Regions from separate parts of the Homo sapiens genome. Here regions 2 and 3 are each linked to region 1. A link is a loop called in an ENCODE intact Hi-C map of the cell type or tissue named here. Cell type or tissue: ascending aorta. All regions are shown on one strand.

The links. Hi-C counts contacts between places; a loop is a spot of excess contacts. Peaks named below come from ENCODE experiments on the same cell type or tissue, not always from the same donor. Only the 100,000 strongest peaks of a DNase experiment are listed, where the experiment ranks them.
Region 2: it touches region 1 in a loop (2.8-fold over the local background); 4 of 110 quality-filtered maps call a loop at or near these places.
Region 3: a loop joins it to region 1, with 2.2 times the contacts of the local background. A loop is called at or near these places in 3 of 110 quality-filtered maps.

Annotation. Positions count from the first base shown.
Region 1 is chr15:88,654,347-88,662,346 of GRCh38, reverse strand. It overlaps ISG20 (interferon stimulated exonuclease gene 20), which reads right to left. Exons shown (of 4, transcript NM_002201.6): 4 at 5,864-6,932. The coding sequence ends at 6,816. Among named protein-coding and RNA genes, the nearest start is that of ISG20, 19 kb to the right of the region's middle. RefSeq lists an enhancer at 5,321-5,370. In ascending aorta, a CTCF peak has its summit at 4,799 (motif pointing left); DNase peaks (open chromatin) are centred at 2,605, 4,767 and 5,422; H3K27ac peaks cover 1,995 bases.
Region 2 is chr15:88,744,008-88,752,007 of GRCh38, reverse strand. No RefSeq gene overlaps it. Among named protein-coding and RNA genes, the nearest start is that of ACAN, 55 kb to the left of the region's middle. In ascending aorta, no CTCF peak of the experiment used is centred here; no DNase peak of the experiment used is centred here; H3K4me3 peaks cover 952 bases; H3K27ac peaks cover 5,138 bases.
Region 3 is chr15:89,174,308-89,182,307 of GRCh38, reverse strand. It overlaps ABHD2 (abhydrolase domain containing 2, acylglycerol lipase), which reads right to left. Exons shown (of 11, transcript NM_152924.5): 6 at 6,313-6,496. Among named protein-coding and RNA genes, the nearest start is that of RLBP1, 43 kb to the left of the region's middle. RefSeq lists a silencer at 4,236-4,530. In ascending aorta, a CTCF peak has its summit at 4,376 (motif pointing right); a DNase peak (open chromatin) is centred at 4,437; H3K27ac peaks cover 2,185 bases.

The DNA of each region.
Region 1 (8,000 bases):
TGTGAGAGGTCTCACTATTCAGAATGCCGTACCTGCCACCACAATCTCCTCTTCCCACCTGCAACTTCTGGGAACTATGAAACAGTTCTCCATGTTTATAATTTTGTCACTTACAGAAATTTTTTTAAGTGGAATCATGCAGTATACACCTTTTGGGATTGACTTTTACACTCAACATAATTCTCTGGAGATTGATCTAAGTTGTTAAGTGTATAAATAGTTTCCCTTTATTATAGTAGCATTACATGGTATGGACACATCACAGTTTATTTAACCACTCACCCATTGAAGGACGTCTGGGTTGTCTCCAGTTTTTTACTATTATGGGTAAAGCAGCTATAAACATCCATGTACAGATTTTTGTGTGAACATATGTTTTTGTTTCTCTTGGATAAATGCCCAGGAATGCAATTGCTGGGTTGTATGGTAGTTGCATGTTTAGTTTTTTATGAAACTCCCATTTTCCAGTATGACTGTTTCTGCGTTTTAAATAAAAACTTAGTTAAACATGGAAGTGTATGTTCAAAGTTCTTTTCCTTCTACTCTTTGAAGATGTTATTCCATTTCCCTGCATTGAATGTTGCTGTTGAGAAGTTAGATATCAATCTCACTCTTACTTCTTTGTAGGTGATCTTTTCCTCTCTGGAAGCTTATAGAACTTTACTTAAAATTTTTTTTCCAGGCTCTACATTAAGGACAAAAGAATTTCATTTTTGACTTTCAGACTTTTAAGATTCCACTGAAATGTATCTAGATGTGAATTTATACTTACAGACTTAGTTGGGAATGCAGTGGATTCTTTCCATATTAACATGCATTCTTTTGTATTATGGGAAATTCTTGGTTATTATTTTTTCAAATATTTTCTCTACTCTGTTTAGTCTTTTGGGGTTTCTAGTATATAGATCTATTGTTGCATTAAAAACTACCCTAAAACTTAATGGCTTAAAACAGTATTAAGCCTTTATTATCTTGTGCAATTTCTTGAGGTCAGGAATCTGGGGTGACTTAGCTGGGTGATTCTGGCTCAGAGTCTCTCAAAGTTGGAGTCAAGATGTTGGTCAAGGCTGCAATCATCTGAAGACTTGGCTGGTGTTAGAGAATCTGATTCCAGGATGGCTCACTCACATGACTGGCAAGTTGATGTTGGCAGTGGCCCTCAGTTCCTGCAAATGTGGACCTCTTTGTAGGATTGATTGGGTATCCCCCCAACATGGCAGTTGGCATACCCCTGAGCAAGGGATTTCAGAGAGAGTAAGAAGAAAGCCACATTGACATTTATGGTCTGGACTTGGAAACTACAATCTGTTAGTTCCTTAATATTCTACCAGTTACACAGGTCTGACCTAGTCAATGTTGTGAGGAGGTGGGTTGACTTCTACACAAGGAAGTGAATATCAGGAGATAGAGATCACTGAGGGCTGTCTTTGAAGCTGGCTACTATAGATCAGAACATTTCTTCTTTTCTATCTCCTGACTTGTCTTTCATTCTCATTTCTTTATCCCTTCCTGATGTCTTTTGGATGAGGTTCTCAACCAAGTCATTTAGCTCAGTAATTTCTCATTTAGCTGTATTCTCTCTGCTATTTAGCCTATGCCACTGGAGTGCAGTAATGCAATCATAGCTCACTGCAGCACTGAACTCCGGGCTCAAGTGATCCTCCATTCTCAGCCTCCCAAGTATCTAGAACCACAGGCATGCACCACCATGTCTGGCTCATTTTTGTATTTTTTTTGTAGAGACAGGGTCTATGTTGCCCAGGTTGGTCTCAAACTCCTGGCCTTAAGTGATCCTCCCACCTTGGTCTCGCAAAGCTCTGGGATTACAGGTATGAGCCACTGCACCTGGCCATCCCAAGTTATTTCAAAAACTAGTTTTTTTTTTTAAACATAAGTGTTGTATTATTTGTGCCTTATGCCCTGCAGGTGTATGCACATGAACATGTTTAAGGGGGTGGAGCGGGGGCAGGTAGCAGCTTGGGGGCAATAGCCAGCTCTTCCTCTACCTTCATTCCCAGGGCCGAGTACAGCCCCCAGCACACAGGAGATGCTGAGTAAACATGCATTGGGAGGAGAACAACATTAATAACAACACAGTGGTTATTGTCTTTTAAGTACTTGTTGTGTGTCCCTATAAACCTACAAGCACCCTCTGAGGTGGGCACTGACATTTCCATTCTGGAGGGACCTCAAGGCTGGAGAGGGGCTCTGGCAGAACTAAGTTCAGGTCTTTCTGCTCTGTTCTAGCCCTAAAATTGGGAGAATGGAATAGGAGAATGAGGAGGGCAGGACATCCATCCCTGAAAGAGGGGACCCGGTCAGTGCCCTAAAACCAAGGGTTCCAAGCAGTGTTCCCTGGGCCTCCCCATGTGCCTGGGAACAGAGGCCTGCAGCTTCTGCCACAAGACAAACATTGCTGGAAATCTGGGTGCTGGGGCTAGGCCAGCGTTTGCCTTTTCCTCCACGTCTCGGCAAAGCTACTCGAAAGTCTCTCATCCCCCAGCAGGAAAAGCATATGTTCTTTCCATATAGAGGAGAAATTGTTCCACCAGTGAGTAAGCCTCTTGGCTGCAGAGCCTGGCCCAGCCCGCAGAACACTGGACAGGAAGCTGGGCTGTGCTGGTTACCACTCCTGGAACTGGGACAGGGCTGGCTGACACCCTTGGAGACAACAATGGGCCTTCGGATGGGGCTGGGGGACAGTGGGGAAGCAGGGGCTGGGATGTGCCTGGAGACATTCAGTGGTTCAGGGTAGGAGGAACGTGAGTACACCCCTGAATAGAAGCCGCACTTTTCTCTATTCTGGCTGAGATGGGCTGGAAGAGGGGACGGAAAAGGGGACTGAGAGGGGCGGGGCAGCCTTTCCAATCCCCTCACTGGGTCAGCCCAGGAGTCTGGGTCTGAGTCAGAGGTGACTCAGGTGTGCTCAGAAAGGTGGGGCCGTGTTTTAGACTGTTATTTCCAGCTACCCAAAAAGTCTCTTTGATGCCTGCACGGTTAGGTGGCAGGCAGTGACTCTTGTCCCTGACACCTTAGTTCATCCTGCCAGTGTCGCAGGTCTTTCCACCAGCCTCAGCTGGATGGTGGATGCTGCTCTTTCCCTCAGCTCACCTGGGTCCTGCTTCTCTCTCCACCTTTTCCCCGTTTGTTAAGGACCCACTGAGAGCGGGGCTTGGGGAGTGTGGGGAGAGAAGGGACAAGGAAGCCAGGTTGTAGGAATGGGTAGGGGGGCAGCTGGCGGGGGGTAGAGGAGAAATCGGGAGGGGTTTCACATAAAAGGAAAACATTGAGAAAATGAGTACATTTAACCTGGAAAGTCAAAGACTCACGGGAGAGGATGGTGACATGAAAACCATTTGAAGATGTGTCACAGGTCACCTCATTAAAGTGGGATTGAATTTCTTGTGGGCGTGAGCTTGAGGGGGACAAACCTTGCTATGCCTAAATCCAGGGCCCCCACCCTCTGAGAAGTGCTTTTGAGAAGTTGATTTTCTGTCCTTGGACACATCCAGGCCAAGGGTAGATGACTCCCAGTCAGAAAGAGTCAGGTATCAGCTGGGAGGTGGACTGGAGTTTAGGTTTCAGACTGGTGGCCTGTGGGCCAGACACAGCCCTGACAATGTGCACAATGGCCAGCACTTGTGCATGGCCGCAGCAAGCTGGGGCTGAGTGGTAACTGCCTGCTCCAGCAAGACGTACACTCCCTGTTCCCCACAGCACAGCTGGTCTGTTTCAGTCATTTATTTTTCAGGACAGGCCCTTGAGACATTTTCATCTGTGACCCTTGGAATAGATGCCTGGAATACACCCACCTTTCTCTCTCTCTAGGTGTACCCTGTAGGCTCAGCTGGGGCAGCTGCAGGAGGAGGAAGTAGTACCTGCTAAGACGCAGGCCCTCCCATCGGCTCAGGGGACACCAGATAGCCTGAGCTGCCTGCCCTGACTGGGACCCCAGATAGGGCTCCCCGTGGGCTAGACATTACCACCTCAATAAACATCGCCTTTCCTTCTCCCATCCTCAAACCTCATCAGAATAAACCCCGCATTTGCTGGCATCGACTCCAATTGTGTTGAGGAGTCTAGAGGGGCAGCCCCAAGGCAGCTCTTGATTTTTAGATCAGTAGTGATGGATGCTGTTTATCAGCCCCTGCCCCTCCTGCCCCGGCCCCCCGCCCAGTGCTGGGCACCCTGCATACAGACTCTCAATCTTCTTTTCAGCCCTGCGTGGCAGGAAAGCCCATATGGTGGCTGCGGATACTGAGTGTCACAGAAGTAAGACACTTGCCCGCCATGACTCAAGCCAGAGCCTCAGCCCAGGTCAGCTGACTCTAAAGCTGGTGCTCTTTCTAGAGCTCTCGTTGCCTGTGTTTTACATGACTGCCGCACCTGCTGCTCTCCGGGGTCCTGCCTGCCTGGGAGTGGGGGTGGTGGGCACCTCCCCGGTTTTCTCTCCCCTCAGGGCATCTAAGCAAGTCGGGCTGGAAATTCCCTTTGAACTGCTCTGACTTCAGGAAACCTGGTTTGTCTCTCCTCTCAAGGAAGCCTGAAGCCATGGACAGAACCTTGGGCTGGGAGTCAGAAAGCCTGGGCTCACCTCCCAGGCCAGGCTGCATCATGCTCCAACCCCTCTCTGAGCCTTAGCATCTGTGGCTGAGTGAAGACTGCCTAGAGCATCCCTGGAGCAGCCCCCTAGGCATTTTTGAAGACACTGTCCCTCACACCTCATCCCAAAATGTTCATTATGCAGGTTCTGCCCTCGAAGCTTTCAGGAGGACAGACGGCCCACGGCCACCACCTGGTGGCCAGTCATAGCCAGACAAGGCCGACGCACCCAGCAGCCTTGAAGGCACGTAAGAAATCATAAAACTGCAGGGGGCTGGGTCATCACCTTGAAACCCTGTGGACAGGGTGGGAGAGAACCCTGTGAGAGTAGATTGCATCTCCCACCTCTTCCAGACACGGGAGGGGGCCCTCCAGCTTCCCAGAGGTCAGTGGCTCAGATGGGAGGCATTGCCATCCTAGGACAGCTGAGGGGAAAAAAACACTTGAGTTTGGGGATCAGGCAGGTCTGGATTGAAATCTCTTGGGTTCTTAACCTTGGTCGAGTCCCTCATCTGTGCAGTGGGCCATTTGGGACCCATCTTGCCGGGCTGTGGACCTCTCTGCATGAACAGGCAGCCAAGGGAGGCGGCATGGGGAGAGGCTGGACCTGTGACTGAGTGCACCTTGGTGGCGCCCAGCCCTGGGGCCAGCTCTCAACTGTGGCTGCACATCCTAACACCTGATGCTTAGGCAGTGCTTCTCTCATAGCATGGCCCCCGGGCCAGCAGCAGCGGGGAACTTGTTAGAATGGGGAACTTGCACATTCTCGAGCTCCACCGCAACCCACTGCATCTGAAACTCTGGGGGTGGACCCAGCACCTGCCAGGTGATGCAGTTGCTCACTGTAGTGTGACAGCACCGTGTTCAGGTGCTGGGATGGTTGAGAAAGCACTGCAGGTGACTCAAAAACCCTAGGACCAGAATCACCTGTGGAGGTTAAAAAAAGGAACAGCTTGGCCAGGTGCGGTGGTGGCTCACGCCTGTAATCCCAGCACTTTGGGAGGCCGAGGTGGGGTGGATCACTTGAGGTCAGGAGTTTGAGACCAGCCTGGCCAACATGGCGAAACCTCATCTTTACTGAAAATGCAAAAATTAGCCAGGTGTGATGGCACATGACTGTAATCCTAGCTACTTGAGAAGCTGAGGCAGGAGAATCGCTTGGACCCAGGAGGTGGAGATTGCAGTGAGCTGAGATCCAGTCACTGCACTCTAGCCTGGGTGACAGAGTGAGACTCCATCTCAAAAAAAAAAATTGCTTGGACACCATTCCAATGATTTTTATTTAGTGGAAGCACTAAATTATTAATTATTATTAAAATAACAAGAATTCTGCCGTTGATTCTAGCGATCAGGGACAGCTCTGGTCCAGACCCTCCTCCCCATACAGGATGCCCTCCCCTCAGAGAGCCGAGCCCCGAAACAGAGTGCGGTGACTCTTCCTGGGGTGCCCTAGATGTGCAGGCAGTCCAGGGAAGAACAATTACTTATCGACACCTGGTGGGTGCTTAAGCTAGGACAGGCATGGTGCTGGGGGCTTTGCCTGCAACATCTCACAAATACCCTACGAGTTGCTAGAATTCTCATTTTACAGATGGAGAAACTGAGAAGTTCAGTAAACCACCTTAGGTCAAACAGCTACTAAATGACAAAGAGGATTCCAACCTACTTCTCTCTGACTCCACAGTTTGTTACCTTTCCTTCCTCATTTTACAAATAGGAGGGGTGACTTGCTCAAGGTTGCCGGGGTGGCACCCTTGACATTTCCTGTACCTTTGCTTCAAAGCCCACAAATGCTGTGGCACCAACTCAAGAGGAGCTGAATGCCACCCCAGGAAATAATGCCACCTCTCTGGGCATAAATGCACCAGGAATAGGGCTGGGATGCAACAGCAAAGGGTGGGATTAGTAATTAAGCCACATGCTACTTAGATTTCCAAGCCACATTTTGGACCCACAGGATTCAAGATATTAAGGAAATTGATACTTGCCCACCTCCCCAGCATAAGACTTCATTCCCTCCTAACATCACACAGAAATGGGTCCTGTCTACTGTTAACCCAGCTTGGAGAGAAGAATAAGAAGAGGACCCAGTGATGGCGTAGAGAAAATATAGAGCCACTTTACTATTAAAAATGTATTTTCCAAAAGCAAGGTAGTTGCTGTCCCAAAAAGCCGAAAGCCTCTAGTCCCTGCGGAACGGGCTGGATGGGGCTTCAGTCTGACACAGCCAGGCGGGGCAGCCCTCGGCGGGCTCGGATTCTCTGGGAGATTTGATAGAGCTCCATCGTTGCCCTCGCATCTTCCACCGAGCTGTGTCCAAGCAGGCTGTTCTGCAGACACAAGTATAGAGTGGGGACTTGGGATGAGGCTGAATTCAGAGGCCCCGTGACAGGGTCTTCCCTGGTCACATCCCGATTTCCAGAGTCCCCAGGTGGGTCAGTGGGTGAGAGTCTCTTGAGGTCTCTGACACTCTGGACTTAGGAGACTCAGCAGGTGGCTGGAGCTGGCCTGCCTTCAGCCCTGGGGCCAGTGGCACGAAAGCCAGCCTCCTGGGAACCAGGCTGTGCCTTCAAGTCACCTGCAGTCCCGCAAGGGAGGCAGAGGCTGCAGACTTGCTGTCAGACACACGCAGTGGCTGCAGCAGCTCTAACAAGAAGCTTCAGGACACTGAGGAGGGAGTGAGGAACTCCAGCTAGGGACACAGGGAAGGGCTGCTCAGAGAGAACACAAGGGCGTCAATAAATGGAAAGGAAAGGCCGCAAGCATTTCGGAGGCAGGGAGAGCATGTGCAGCTAAAATAAGAGGCCTGCGAGGGTGGGGGCAGGGGGTGTGTGAAAGGTGGTGTGGGGACGGATGGTGGGCCTGGATTTATCACTGAAGGCCTTGAATGCCGAAGTCGGGAGCCTAGACTTTATGGGGTAGTGCTATGGGAGTCGGGGGCCCTCGGTCCATTCAAGGGAGAAGCGATGACCATTTACCATGTCTTCCGTGCACTAGGCTGAAGTTAAACCTCTGAGCTGGATATGATTATTCCCCCATTTTACTGATGATAAAACTGAGGCTCACACACAAGCCAGCCAGTTGTGCAGCTGAGATGTGGATCTTGCAGAGGCGAGTACACAGGGCAAATCCTCAGTGCAGTCACCTTTCATCTCCCTTCGCATGCCCCGCTCAGCCCTGGTGTCCTGGCCGGTACCCAGCATGGGAGCCAGCGGGCTGTTGGACCTGGCTGCGTTTTCTTGGTGTCCCTCTGTCGAGAGAGGACTTCCTGTTCTCACAGGGGCTCCTTTTCCAGGCACTCCAGACAGGGTGTTGGGGACACCTGGTTAGACGGCCCAGCTCAAAAAGGCTTTTTCTTGTTGCCGTTATTACGCTGTATTGTTTTATTTTTTAATGTT
Region 2 (8,000 bases), 90 kb before region 1:
ATAAAAAGCTCATGATTCTTTCTTAATAACAACATGTAGATGAAAGCTGAAATGTATGGTTTTTAAAAATAAAAGACCATTTCAGCTAGTGCAACTTAAGAAACAAAATATTGTATTATGTGGTCAACTTAGTCTTCCTTTTCTTTTTCTCTTTGTGACAAGGTCTTGCTCTGTCACCCAGGCTAGAGAGCAGTGGCATGATGGCTCACTGCAGCCTTAATCTCCTGGGCTCAATGATCCTCCTGCCTCAGCCTCCTGAGTAGCTTGGACCATAGGCATGGTCTCAGATTCCTGACCTCATGCAATCCTCCTGCCTTGGCCTCCTAAAGTGCTGGGATTACAAGTGTGAGCCACTGTGCCCAGCCTCAGTCTTCCTTTTCTTGTTTGTTCAGAGATAAAAAGGGAAAGCTGAGATGCATTTTCTACCTTATCAATTCTTAGGCAATTTATCATTTTGTAATTAATTAGAACAAAGATAAAATGCTATTTTAAAAATATATAGAAGATATTTCTACTCTAAAAGGATTTTGAAGGCTGCTTGCGACTAAAATTCATTGAATCTAGGTCAGGGTCACACACTCAAATGCCCACGGGGACTGTGCAAGAAAAACAACTGAGCAAGTTTGACATTAAATGACCTCTGGAACTCTTGGTATTAGAGGTGCAATAGGGAGTGCTGGAGACTGTGGAAAACTGGAAGGGATTAGCTGTGTCTAAAGGGGAAGTCACTTCTCAACTTCAACATAGCATTTTGTTTTGTTTTATTTTAGTAAGAGGCCAGAATTTTGTATTTTTATGTGAAGCCTCTTAATCCATAATTGTTGGTCTATAATTCAATAGTATGTGGGTCAAGAAAAACTAGTTTGGGGCAATGTTTGGTTCTCAGGTTGCCAGTCTGATATACCTTATCGGGTAGGAAAAGTTGAAGTAGAGTTTTGGCAGAAGGGGGCGAATGCACAGGGCATTCTGGAAGAATATCTGGAGGGCTTGTTAAGGGACAGGATGCAAAGGGAAGAAGAGCCTGAAGGCCTGGGAGGACTTAGGATTGTGGAGAGCTTGCTTTGGTGAAAGGTGTGTGTGTGTGTGTGTGTGTGTGTGTGTGTGTGTGTGTGTGTTTGTGTTGGGAGGGGATATGTAGACAGAGCAGGCAGGGAACCAGAGGAAAATGAGTTCAATTTTAACAAATTGCACTTGAGAGGTCATGACTGGGAGTATACAAGAGGAAAGAACAAGGAGGATGTAATTAACCTTGAACTCAATATGTGCCTACAGCATTACGGAGCTGCATGTGATACATGATCAGATTCGGTATCTGCATTATCAAGGAGGCATTTGTCTGTACTCGGTCTTGCTCTCTGCACTCATCAGTGGATTGTGTTCTATTCTGGATATTACTTTTAAAAAATGCTCTTTTCTCTTAAATTACAGAAGCAATATGTGTATCATTGCAGAAAATTAAGAAAATGCTGAAAATTGAAAGAAGGAAAATTGCCTGTAATCCTAGCTCCTATAATAACTATTGATGGCTTCCTATATATCCTTCTAGTCTTTTTTCCTATACATATATACTTAAATACTTCATAAAATTGGAATCATATTATAAATACTACATTACAATCTGCTTTTTCCACTAACATGTCTTGGACATTTTCCCATATCAATAAAATAAAATAATCTGCCACAACTTGATTTTTCATGGTTATTTTAGCATTTATTCCATTTGATGGAAATATCAAAATTTATACCTAATAGGCTACTGTTGGACACATGCTGCTTCTCCATCATAAACGAAGTCATCTCTAATGCTAAATCTTTGCACATATGCTTGGTTATTTTCTTAGGATAAACTCCTAGAAAAGACAATTGTTAGGGATATCAAAGGAAGAAGGCAATAGTGAAAACTTGAAACAAAAAGCAGGATTTACTGTTTGTAAAGTAAGAGAAAATTGTGCTTTGAGACAGTCTTTCTGAACAAAGTTTGGAGGAAGCACGGAATTCAAGGATTAATAGAATTTCAAGAGTGAGAATTAAGGGATTGGCTGACCTTAAATTGAGGAGGTGTGGTTATTAGAGTGCAGCTATTGCTGATTGGATGGCAGAAGCATATAGCTATCTTTGATTGGCTGACTTTCAGAATCATGTGCCATTTATGATTGGCTGATTCAGGAGCATGGATTTCAGTGAGACTGAAGACAAGGTAGCACGTCAGGTTTTAAATCCTTTGTGCTGCTTAGTTGTTACTATGGCTGGAGAACAAATAGCCTTTTCTTAGAAAAGAGGGACTTTTAATTTTCAAGTCAAAGGGCAATATTGCCAAACTGTTGGCACAATATTTGAAGCAATATGTGCACAGACTAAAAGCCTCTGGAAGAGATTGATACTGGTGGGAAGACTGGAGGCCTTGCTATAGGAGGGAAAGTGTGAGGAAGGTGATGGTGACTAGCTTGGAGTAGAGAAGACCAGGGCAGGCATGATCACTGACTACAAAGCCTATCACTACGCAAAGGCACACTGGGCTCTTTTCTTTTCTTGACAGAATCTCGCTCTGTCGCCCAGGCTAGAGTGCAATGGTGCGATCTCTGCTCACTGCAGCTTCCGCTTCCCAGGTTCAAACCATTCTCCTATCTCAGCCTCCCAAGTAGCTGGGATTACAGGCGTGCACCACCATGCATGGCTAATTTTTTGTATTTTTAGTAAAGACGGGGGTTTCACCATGTTGGTCAGGCTGGTCTTGAACTCCTGACCTCAAATGATCTGCCTGCCTTGGCCTCCCAAAGTGCTAGGACTATAGGCGTGAGCCACCACGCCCGACCCAGACTGTGCATTTTTCTAACAGTGGAAGCTCTCCAGCTTTGAAATAGGGGCATCATTAAAGACAGAGTCCTCTGTATTCAAAAAGAGATTTGTCATACAGGTTGGTTAGGAGTCTGGGGTTTGGATTCAGTGGAACTTTGAATCCTCGCTGGGCCACTTGTCATCTCTGTGACCTGGGACAGGTTATGAAAGCTTTCTGAACCTGAATATTTTTCTTATCAAGGGAGAAAAATAACACAATCTCTCTCATTATGCAATCTAGGCATAGCATGGTAAGTCACAATTCTAAAGACTTGGTGTGTTCTTTGCTCGTTGATGACTTGGAATTTCAGTGAATAGTATTGAGAGCACACAGCAATGTGCCAGTTGCTGTGCCCTCCAGGGAATTATAGAGGGACAAAGATGTGATCCCTGTCCACAAGAGGACAATGGAGAGACAAGAGGGAAGGTGCTGCACATAGCACAGAGATGAGGGGGTTGATGGGGGGATTTGCTACAAAGTAAATAAGGGGGCACAAAAATGTATATAAACAAATATATTTGCAAATGAACAACAATAACAGAAAGAAAGAATGAAAGAAAGGAAGAAAGACACAAAAATGCTTACATTTGTTTGGAAAATTTCCTTTTGTTTTCCAATTTTTATGCAATATTAATGCAGCTATGTGAAGAAATTTTATTATCTGGCCACCGCTAAAGAGGACATAGAAAAGAGGAAAGAATGAGGAGGGACAAGGGGACCACATTTGGATTACATTATATTTAAAAATAACTTTATTTTTCAGTACTATTGAGAAACCCATATTTGGTGACATGAGTGGATCTTAAGGATAAATTTAGCATGCTACGATCTGCAAATAACTTTTAATCCGTTAGTTACATCAGTATTTTTGTAGCCAGTGAGTGGTGCTGATTTATGTATGCTTTTAAAGAAAGCATTTAGAGAAATGTCATTTCCAGTCATTGAAACAACAAGCTTGAGAATTTTTAGATTCACAAAAAGCTATTTTCTGAGGGTGGTTAGATTTCGAAATGTAACCTTCATGCAAAAATATAGAAATGTTCCAAGTCACAAAATAAAGCTTATGGGTCAAAGACCACATTCAAATAGAGCTTTTAATAAATATTTTAGTGAATGAAAAATTACTCAGTAGATATTGATGGAGAACAGTGGTTGACTGTGTCCCACGATGTGAGCTGGGGATACCTATGCTTGGTATTGTTAGACTTTACACCCCTTTTTTTTTTCTGGAGGGATTTAAATAGAGTTCATTGTCACCAGGTCTGCAAAATTTTAGAGGGCATTCTTGCTATGGGTGGGAACTTAAATCAGACAGCTGTGATTCTGTGACATGGCAGTTTTTGCTAATCCCAAGGCATGGCTTTGTTTACAGCCAGATGAGAAAGAAGCATGTATATCTTGACTGGTTTTATTCTTACTCCTGAATTTCTTACTTGAGGAATAATGGAGTTGAGGCAGACATGCTATAGGCGTACCATGGCCAAGTTAAAGCAGTAGGCCTCTCAGCAGGATGCCATGACTGACATGTCATCCTAGCTTGGTTCTTCGAAAGTTCTTTGTTTTCGCTTTCTATCTTGATGAAAAAAATTGGCAATTTTTACCTATCCCAGAAAAAAATTTAGAATCATGAATTATGTTTGGCATTCATTGACATTTATGGGGGCTGGATAGCCTGTTGGAAATGATCTCAAATTGTATTTATACTTGGGGGTTCAGACATACAGGAAGATGGGGGGGGAAGCCAACAGACACTTAATGGCAAAGGAAATGGATATTTGAGAAATTGGAAAAGAGTCCACCATGGGGAAAGGAGGACTCAGCCGTGGTGAGACTGACTCAGCAACAGGGTTGAGGGTTGAAAGGGACCATCATCTTATTAACCACAGGATTTTCCTTTGACTTGAACCTGCCTGAGCCTGGCTACCCTGGAAGTATGTATGTGACTTGGGAAAGAAGGGGCTGTATGTGTCTACCTCCTGGGAACTGGAACAGCTCTAGCAGAGTGCACCATTCTTCAAGAGACAGGTGAGCACTGGCACCTAGAGGAACAGTAGAAAGGTCAGGCTGAGCACTGTGGTGTGGTCAGCAGCCAATGGGCCTGAAGATGGGTGGACAGAGTGAGTGGTGACAGTGGCAGGGTCATGAGCTTGGTGTTGAAAACCTGGGGTGGGAACCTAGGGTGTAAGCACCAGAGATTTTATTTGCATATTCCCATCTCCAGTGAATTTGCTAGCCATTCCACTTTCCTTTTCTGTAAATTGCATCTTCATACCTGTTAACCCAAAATACCCAAGACAGGTCTCAGTCCATTTAGAAAGTTTCTTTTGTTAAGGTTAAGGACGTGCCCTGAGCCTCAGGAGGTCCTGATGACATGTGCCCAACGTGGTCAGGGCACAGCTTGGTTTTATACATTTTAGGGAGACCTGAGCCATCAGTCAATATATATAAGATGAACAATCTTACAATCAATATATGTAAGATTTGTTACGTCTGGAAAGGCAGGAGAACTCCAAGCGGGGAGGGGGCTTCTGGGTCATAGGTAGATAGGAGAAAAATAGTTGCATTCTTTTGAGTTTCTGATTAGCCTTTCCAAAGGAAGCAATCAGATATACATTTATCTCAGTGAGCAGAAGGATGACTTTGAAAAGAATGGGAGGCAAGTGTGCCCTAAGCACTTCCCAGGTGGACTTTTCCCTTTAGCTTAACGATTTTGGGGTCTCAAGATTTATTTTCTGGGGGGAGGGATAGCATTAGGAGATATACCTAATGTAAATGATGAGGTAATGGATGCAGCACACCAACATGGCATATGGATACATATGTAACAAACCTGCATGTTGTGCACATGTACCTTAGAACTTAAAGTATAATAAAATATATATATATATATATATAAAGATTTATTTTCCTTTCACATACCCTTTGCCCATTTTTTACTCTTGAGCTTGTCTTTTTGCTGTTGTTTAATAATTCTTTTATGAATTCTGGAGACTAATCCCTCATCAGTTAAATGTGTTGCAACTATCTTCTCCCAGCCTGTGGCTTGTCTTTCTCTTTTGTTTATAGTAGCTTATGATGCAGGATGTTTTAATTTTAATATTGTCAGTTTTATCAATCTTTCCCATTATACTTTGCATGTCTTTTTAAAGACATTCTTCCTATTCCCAAGGTCATAAATACTTTATCCTATATTTTCTTGCATATTTTTAGCAATGTGCATTCTTCTGTCACTAGCTCATCATGATTTTGAAATTCGTTTGTGGTCATGAGTGTAGCTGTGGTTAATCATTTTTACTAACCCACAGTATTCCATCGTATGAATAGATCATGATTTATTTATCCATTCTATCAATAGACATTTCATTTGTTTTTATTTGATTTGATTTTTTTTTTGGCTACTATAACAATGCTGCTAACAGCATTCTTCTACTGTCTCTTGGGGCATGTGCAGAAGTTTCTGAGGGTGGAATTGTTGGGTCATAGGTGTGCATTTTATTTTATTTATTTATTTTTGAGATGGAATTTTGCTCTTGTTGCCCAGGTTGGAGTGCAATGGTGCCATCTCAGCTCACTGCAACCTCTGCCTCCTGGGTTCAAGTGATTCTCCTGCTTCAGCCTCCCAAGTAGCTGGGATTACAGGTGTGCGCCACTACGCCTGGCTAATTTTTTGTATTTTTAGTAGAGATGGGGTTTCACCATTTTGGCCAGGCTGGTCTTGAACTCCTGACCTCAGGTGATCTGCCTGCCTCAGCTTCCCAATAGGTGTGCATTTTAAACTTTACTAGGTGAGGAAAATTGTTTTCCAAATTAGTATATCAAGTTTCACTCTCTCCAGAAATGTGGAGGCGTTTACATGACCTTATGTAGTTGCCAGCACTTATCTTTATTATTTCCTTCCTTCTGCTTTCATTAAGTTTACTCTGTTTTTCTTTCTCAATTGTCTTGGGTACTTTGCTGACTAATTTTCAGTCTTTTTTTCTAATATAAGCATTTAAGGCTATAAATGTGCCTTTACTGATTTAGCAGCATCCTGTAAGTTTCACTTTGTTTTTAAATGAATTTTTAAATGCAGTCTCTAACTTATAGAAAAGTTCAACGTAAAGTGCAGAGTATTTCGGATGGAGTGCCAGAGACTAACTAGAGTAAGAAAGGTGTCTGTCTCTTTTGGAGGAGAGGCAGTAACAGTGGTGAGCGGTATTGACAAGGGGGAATGAATGGAATGCAACCGTAGACTAAGGACAAGGAGAGCCAGGCTTCTTGCTGTTGGAGAAGGGAAGTCCACATATGGAAAGGGAAATACGTGAATGAACCCTGGGTGTAAGATTGGAATTGTATTGGTGTGGCATTCATGGGTGTCCTCTTCACCCAGAGTGACACCTCCTGTCAGGTATGCCCCGTATATGAATGCCATCCTCACCACATTTGGGCTTCTACACCACACACTGGGCTGCTTGCTCGCACAGCTGCCCTCTCCCCCAGCTTGGGCTCTGACTCCCCATGCTGAGCCGCCCCCCTGCATGGATGTGCTTCTCCCTCCTCTGAGGATGTGGTGCTGGTTCCAGGCCACCCCTCCGAGTGGGTATGTGTCAGTTACCTTGCTCTGTCCATCCAATAGCTTAGCACTGAGTGGATCAGGAAGGAAGAGAAGGGAAAAGGCACCCATGCCATAAGTTTTGATACACAGGATTTTCACTGTCATCCAATTTTAAATATTTTCCAACTTTTGATTTTTTCTTTAACTCATGAATTATCTAGAAGTTTGTTTTAAAAGCGTTTCAAAATGTATGGCATTAAATTTAGTTATCTCTCTGTTCTTGATGTCTATTTTAATTGCCCTGTTTTCAAATACAGGGTTTATATGATACCGATTATGGTTTTTATTATGATTTTCTTTATGCCTAGTACATAATAAGTGTTAGCAAATATTTTATGTGTTCTTGAAAAGTATTTCTCTATGTGTTGGGTACATAGTTCTATATATGTCCATAGATTAAGCGTAATTGCATTCTTCAAATAGTCTATGTCCTTACTAAATTTTTGTCTGCTTAATATATCAGTTACTGAGAGAAGTGTAATAAAAATCTTCCATCATGATTGAGGATTTAGAAATTTCTTCTTGTAACTCTATTGCTTTTTGTTTTATAAATTTGGATACCAAATTTAT
Region 3 (8,000 bases), 520 kb before region 1:
TCAGAGTGAATCTTGCTGGAAGGAGGGTAGGTTTCAAAACTTCAGAAAGAACCAGGATGACTCCAAAAGGAAAGATGCTTTCTGAAAGTTGCAAAACTCTCAAGAAGTGATAATCACAAATGAGAAGAGAAAATTAACCCCCAAACCCAGTATAGTTTCACTGGGAGTCTTTTTTGAGAATAATCCATAAGGATTTTTAAAGAACTTTGTCCATCCATTGATCTACCTATTACCAACATAAATAGAATTCCCTGAAAATGCCTTCATTTCTAATCAATGTAACATTAAATTATAATAAAATATGACCCATACTGGTTTCAAAGCCATTTTCTAGTGAGAGATTTCTCTTTGGACTGTTAAAAGAATTTTAAGAGGTGTTGCGGAAGGCAATGGATTTTAATCCCTCAGAAGAGGGTCCCAACAAACAGGCATTTACAATTAGGTTCAGAGCAATCACTTGGGCAAGGAAGAGCTGAGCCAACCATTATGCTGCTGGGGTAACTGCTTAGAGAAGGCTCAGCTTTCCAGTTCATATTTTGCAAAGTGAGTGGACCAAGTACTGATGAAAACGAATTAAAGTCAGAAGAGAATGAACTGGGGAAAGAATGCATCTAATGGTACCCAAGTGAATTCAGATCTCCTGGCTCAAATAAATTATGTCTCAGAGTGCTGAGAGACTATAAGAATAGTGAAACAGCTTTCCTGTGGTCTTTGAAAAAATATGGAGAATGAGAATGAGGTTCTGTAAGAGTGGGATGGGCAAGCATGACCTTAACACCCCAAAAAGGGAAAAAAGGCAAGGGCAGTATGAATTAAGATTGGAGATGAATTAATGGGATGTGGATGTAGACGATACTAAAAAAATACCTTGAAAGCAATATGCTAATGAAACCTTAAGAATAAAGTACATTAAGTACTTTCCCATAATGCTATCACACCGACCTAAGAAGTATTTTTACTTGTAGAAGGAGGGGATTTCTTTCCAGGTTTTGCCTATATACAGTCATATTTTTAAAAAATTATGATAAAAACACATAACATAAAATTTACCATCTTGTTTTTTTTTTTTTTTTTTTTTTGAGACAGAGTCTCGCTCTGTCCCCCAGGCTGGAGTGCAGTAATGGCATGATCTCGGCTCACTGCAACCTCCGCCTTCTGGGTTCAAGAGATTTTCCTGCCTCAGCCTCCTGAGTAGCTGGGATTACAGGTGCGCGCCACCACACCTGGCTAATTTTTGTATTTCTAGTAGAGGTGGTGTTTCACCATGTTGGTCAGGCTGGTCTCAAACTCCTGACCTTGTGATCCGCGTGCCTTGGCCTCCCAAAGTGCTGGGATTCCAGGCGTGAGCCACCGCACCCGGCCCTTCCCTACTTTTAATATATACATTCTGTCGTGTTATATATTTTTCTTGATTTTTTAAAATAAAAGCTGCCTCGTTTCCCACTGAGTTGGTATATTATTAATTTATTTAACTATCTCCCATGCTGGACATGTGGATTATTTCTAATTTGGGCACTGTAAGAGAGTAATCCTGCAGTGGGGGCAAAACCAGGACCAGCCCAGCCTGCAGAGAGAGGAAGAGGGCACGATCCTAGGCAGGCTGGCCAAGCCCAAGACAGGGCTCCTGCCTTGCACAGCCGGGCCTCTGGGAGGAGGGATGGTAGAGCCTCTGGACCCAAAAGACCCAGCCAGAAGGTTCTGGGCTGGTAGCAGGTTGCCCTTCAGGGGCAGAGTCAATCTGTAGAGAGGTCATCATCTCCAGCTAGTTCAGCTTGAGTGTGAGCAGAAGAAAACCATGTTTGTACCACACAAGGGAGTGGGCCAAGAGTTTTTGGTACCTGCCAGGCTGGGCTTTGTTAGTTCCACTGGGGTGGAAGGATGGGGCAGAAAGATGGACTTCAGACTAGAGTAGGGATGGCCACCTACCAAGCCCCTTTCTTCCTTATCAGAATCTTTTCCTTTTGCAGGATGTACTTTTACAGGAATGAGTTAGAGTCTCTCATTATACTGATAAAAAAAAAATTAACAACAACAAAAAAACCCACAAAAAGCCCCAAGGCACTAAGGGCAACCATGTGGTCAGGTCAACTTCACAACCCAGTGGTGGAAAAGCTGAGCTGTTTCCCAGGGTGAGGTTCCGTCCATAGAGTCTCATTTAAACGCTGCAGTTTCCCCCTCTTTGTTTGGCTGTGATTCAAAATTACTGATGGCACAAAGTTACTGTATTTTATAGCTCTTCAACTATAAAAACAAATTTTAGGAAAGTCCCAGTCTCTGGGGAAACTTTATGAATAATATTTGCTTTTGCCATAAACTCATCTCTAGCCTGAAGTTTGCCCATCAAAAGCAAGAGAGACAATATCCCCACCATTTGGCAGGAAAAGTGGTACCTGCCTCTTCCCCATGGCAGGAAGGCCTTGCTCAAAGAATGCTAGGATGTTCAGGTTTACCTGAACCAAGGAGGTCAGGTCTTAGTGATGTTAACACATCCACTTAGCCCGGAGTATAATGTGCCTTTAAGGAGATTTGAAACACTCCTCTGATAATTCCCCTACTGTCCTGTAAGGAAGCAGTCCTTGGGACTGGCTTTGTGGAAGACAATTTGTCCACAGCCTAGGGAAGGCAGGGGCAGGGGGATGGCTTCAGGATGATTCAAGCACATTACATTTATAATGTACTTTTTCCCTATTATTATTACATTATCATACAGAATGAAATAATTCTACAACTCACCATAACATAGAATCAGTGAGATCCCTGAGCTTATTTTCCTGCAACTAGACAGTCCCATCTGGGGGTGATGGGAGACAGCGACAGATCATCAGATATTAGATTCTCATAAGAAGATGCAAACTATCCCTCACATGCGCAGTTCACAATAAGGTTCATCCTCCTATGAGAATCTAATGTCACTGCTGATCTGACAGGAGGCGGAACTCAGGCAGTAATGTGATCAATGGGGAATGAGACTAAATACAGATGAAGGTTCACCCACTGCTTCCCTACTGCTTTGCCCACTGTGACCTGCCCACCGCTCACCTCCTGCTGTGCGGCCTGGTTCCTAACAGCAGTTGGGACCCCTGCTGTAAGGGGCTTCTGCCCCTGGCCTGGGCCCTGTGCTACTGTCCTCCTCACCCTCACCTCCTTCAGAAATCCCTCCTCATGGACCCCCCACTTGACTGAGGACCTCCTTGGCACCCATATGCCTAAATGTGTAATATCTTAGTAACATGTATTTGTTGCTTTGTGGCTTTGTAAATATCACTCTGCTGTCTTAAGTGCTGTGAGGTCCTCAGATACAGACTATCTTTTACACCCAAACTGCAATAAAATGCTTTTGTTTTAGTTTTATTATTACTGGTCAATTCTGTAACATAAGGTTGTTGAGGGCTTTCTTGGGAAAGAATTTATTTTACCTGAAACCAGACCAAAAATGCTTCTCTCCCCATTTTCTTTAAGCTCCATGAAGGCAGGGAATTAGTCAGCCTTGTTCAAGGCTGTGTCCCTGTTACCTAGGAGGATGTCTCACCACACAGAGTCCCCAGGCGGGTTGGCAGCTGTTTATGCTGAGGGAACATGTTAAAGTCTGCCGGATACCAGGTGATTTCAGGGCATCTGTGTCCCTCCTTCAGTGGTTCAGCACATTTAGGTAGAAGGTGAGCTAGTTTAGCAGCAGCTAGACTTTGCTAACTACAGCAAGCGGGTGGCTGGCTTCTCTCTGAGCCTTCAACCGGCTCTGGCTAGATGGGAGGTGAGCTACGGGAGGAGAAGCCAGAGGGAGGGGTTCACTGAGGAAGCGGGTCTCCAGACTCAGCTAGGAGAGATTTACCAGACGCATGAACTCTCGTGTGGCCCCTGCAGAGGCAGACGGGCCTCCCCGGCTCCACCTTGGTGTGATGGGAAGCACTTATGCAGCTGCCACCATCCCAGTGCTGAAAGGCTCATCGCCCTCAAGCCTTGGCAGGAAAAAAAAAGGTTATACTGGTTTAAAGTAAGGAACTGTGCTCCATTTATTCCATAGATCTGGTTTAAATGTTGAGGGTACCTGAGCCTTGGACCAGCACACACAAGGACAACAGTGTCTCTCTGACCTGGTGCCAGTTCCCATATGCAGGACCACATGATCTTAGCCTGGGCAAGTTAGTTCTCTGTGCTCCAGACAATAAAGTTGCAACTTGCTCTTTGTTGCATGAGGTTGGTGTGCCAATAGTTAGTTATGTGTATGAAGCCCTCTGAGGTCTCAAGGAAGAGGCTGTGTAGGCTATGTCTGCAAAATGTATAGCACCTCACAGATTTTAGTTTTCTAGCTTCTTGAGCCTTCTTTGCCTTAGTTCAAACACCTTAGCTTGCTGCGTCAATCATGTGCTCTTGCTGACAGCAGATGGCGCTACTGCAGCAAAATGAGATGAAGGGATTGTCGTGTTAAGATTTTGTGCATTGAAAAAAAAGAAAACAAAACAAACGTCCTAGTTCTGCTCCCTTGGATCCTGGGGTAGGCCCCTTGCTCATGTCTTTCTTATCCCAGTGACTGGGCCCGACAGGACTTTGGTTAATTCTGGTTACACGTGGCTATGAGCTGGGAGTTGGATATTACTAGTCCCACCAAGATAAAGGCACATGTCCTCTCAGCTGACTCCCCAGTGTCCAGAGGAGTGAAGGAAAAGATTCCTGGTAGGAAGATGGGGGACTAGCCTGGTCCTGGAACGCGAGAGCAGCTGGAGAGACCACTGAGGTCACTAACCCCGGGGACTGCTAAACGTAACTAAACTGAAAACTCGCCTATGAAATGTATCCAAAATGCAGACTTCTGAGGTCCCATGCCTCCAACTTCATGAATCAAAATCTCCAAGGGTGGGGCCCAAGAAACAGAATTTCTTTCTAACATGATCCTCCAAGTGATTCCTTATGAAGTGAGGCAGTCACTAGTTCACTGGACCGGTCTTTGTGATCCGCCGATCGAACCCACCTCCTTCATTTTACAGTGAATGACGATGATGACGATAATGAAAATGAACAGTGGCTTACGTTCTGCGTGCTGGGCACTGTTCTAAGCACTTCACACGCATCAACTCATTTGACTCTCAGCGGTGCTATGAGGTAGGTACTGCTTATCATCATCATCCCCATATTGCCGGCACGGAAAAATAGAACCCAGACCTTGGTCCTGGGACTCAGGAAGGGTTTCATCAGAGATGTTTCTCATGTCTATCGTGGGTACATTTAGATCACCTTTTTCAGCCAGCTTTAAGCCTCATAGGGAGAGGCTGAATCCTGGGCCCACATGTGTCTTTTGGGTGTGCTGGCTTTAAATTCCAGTAATATGTATTTTTAGAAATAATATAGATGGCCTCTATCCATCAGAAAGTAACAAGGTATGTTTAAACTGCAGCATGAGATATACAGGTGAGGCAAAAAGATTCTTTGAATAACGATAAGGACTGTTTGGCATTAGACTGGATCAATAGGGAGGTGTTTTTAAACTTTCCCGTGTGTTTCAAATTTTTTCATCAGATTTTTAATAACTGGTTATACTCATTGGTAAAACGAAAGACACCATGAAGAGTACAGAAAAAAATATGAATGTATTTGAAGAGCCTGGAGAGGTGTGTGTATAGTGTGAGTGTGTGCATGTGTGTGTGAACGTGTGAGTGTGGTGACTCTTGAGAGACCTGGGACAGCAGTGATCTTCAGGGGAATCGGGGCAGATGACCACGCCCTCCTGGGACTCATCCTGTGGGGCATCTACTGGCAAGAGACTAAGGGGTGGGAGAAAGCTTGACCCAGTAGATCAGCTCCTTTGTGATGATGCCTGGGATGCCTGACAGAGACAAATACTTAAAGGTGAGGACACTGATTAAATGATTTCTACAGATCCCTTCCAGATGCCATCTGGGACTCATCTCTTGCAGGAAGGAGGGATCTGGGATCCCAAGGCCCAGCTTTCAGATCCCAGCTTGCCAGTCTCCTGTGCTCTTTCATTAATCCACGTTTCTATAAAAACTCCTGAAGCCTGAACAAATTAAGTCACCTGACAGAGATTCCCTAGGAGACAGCAACTATCAAAGGGGGTTTTACTTCTCCAATTACAGATCTGACCCCAAAACGCAGCTGCATATCCCAGGCTTAAGGGGTCTGATGGGGCATCTCCAATGTATGATATGCAGACAAAACAAGGTGAGTCCAAGACTCAGAAACTTCTACTCAGTCGGCCACAGTGTTCCCCGGTCTTCACAGAACAGTGTGTTGTGCGTCGGGGCATCTCTATAAATAAGGGCTAACTGAAGGCCCTGATGGAAGGCGGAGATGACTCACCTCAGTGCACTGTACCCCTGGCACACGCTGACGCAGCACAGGACCTTCTCTTGGTTTGCCTGAGTCTCCCCCAAGTATTTGCACACAATGTTACCACCCAGGCTGAAGCCCACGACGACCAGCTGGGTCAGGGGATATGTCTTCTTGATGTAGTTCACCATGGCTCCAAATTCCCACGTGCAGCCTGTGGGCAAAAGGGTGAGATTGCTCAATCATTTCAGGTGCATCCTATCTGGAGAAAATGCAAGCTGGAACGTTACTAAATGGGTGCCAGTATACTAAAAGAGAGAGAAATATATATGTGTATATATACGTGTGTGTGTCGGGGGATGTGTGTGGAGAGAGAGACAGACACTGCTCTTTGGCTATCCAGACAGAAGTTCCCAGATGCCCCTTGGGATAAGAGGAAACAGGGCCTCAGCAGTGCCAAAGCGTGGAGGTACCATGTATCAAATGTACAATGCTTCTTAAAAGGTAGGTCACAAGAACCGTGTCTAGATAATCATGGATATCAAAGCAGATTTCAGGGTGTGCATGAGCACATATGCTCACACACAGACCTAAATAAAAGCTAGGCCAGCCTGGACAAAATGGTGAGACCCCACCTCTACACACTACAGGTGTGTCCTTGTAGTCCCCGCTACTTAGGAGGCTGAGGCAAGAGGATCCCTTGAGCCGGGGAGGCAGAGGCTACAGTGAGCCAAGATCGCATCACTGCACTCCAGCCTGGGTGACAGAGTGAGACCCTGTCTCAAAAAAATAAAATAAGTAAATAAATAAATAAATGCAAGAGCAAAATCCTTTGAGATTAGCTTCCTAGGCTACAAATTGGGATGCTATACCCATGTGTATGATGATTCATGGTGTTAAGAAAAGTAGCAAGTGGATGTTATTTACAGAATCTTCTTGACAGAGTTGGAAAGGAGAGGAAAGATAAACTTCAGTCCAGAGGGACTGCCAGGATGCTCTGTAGGATTAGGGTAAAACGTTCTTGGTGACATAGGGACAGGGTGCCAAGGGAGGCAGGCTCATTCAAAAATACACAGATGAGACCTCTTAACAGAGAGGGTTGTTTGGGCCTCATTTGCCCAGGAGAGATGATCTCAGCTGGTGTCCCCTTGGGAAGTTATTGAAGCCATGTTATGTCTCAGCAGCTTTGCTAAGAGGAGGAGGTGAATGGCCATATTACAAGTGAAGGGATTCATCACATCCTTCTAAGGCCCAACCTCAAACTCTGTAGGGAGCCAATTTAAAATCTAACATGGAAAGATAGGGATGTCGACGCAAAGCACATACAAAATAGACTGGCATGAGAAGAGTACGGATTTACAATGGAAACGGGAGTTGTTGACTTTGGCACCAGCTCAGAGGTTTTGGCATTCTTAATAGAGTTGAACAGCTCCTTCCCTAATCATCAAGCCATGGGGGAAAGTATCTTTTGAGCCTGGGGTAAACTCCCCTTATATCTGTCTTCTTTTGTGGTAGGATGTAGCCTAAGCCAGGCCGGCACAGCCCCATGCAGTTCTTAAGCTGCAGTGTGCATAGAATCACCTGGAGAGGGTGTTAGAAATGACCATTCCTGGGCCTCAACTCCAGAGAAGCTGATTCTGTAAGATGGGGACCAAGCCCAGGAATCTATAGTGACTTTGTTTTTGAGTAGGTAATTCATGCCCATGGTAGAAAATTCA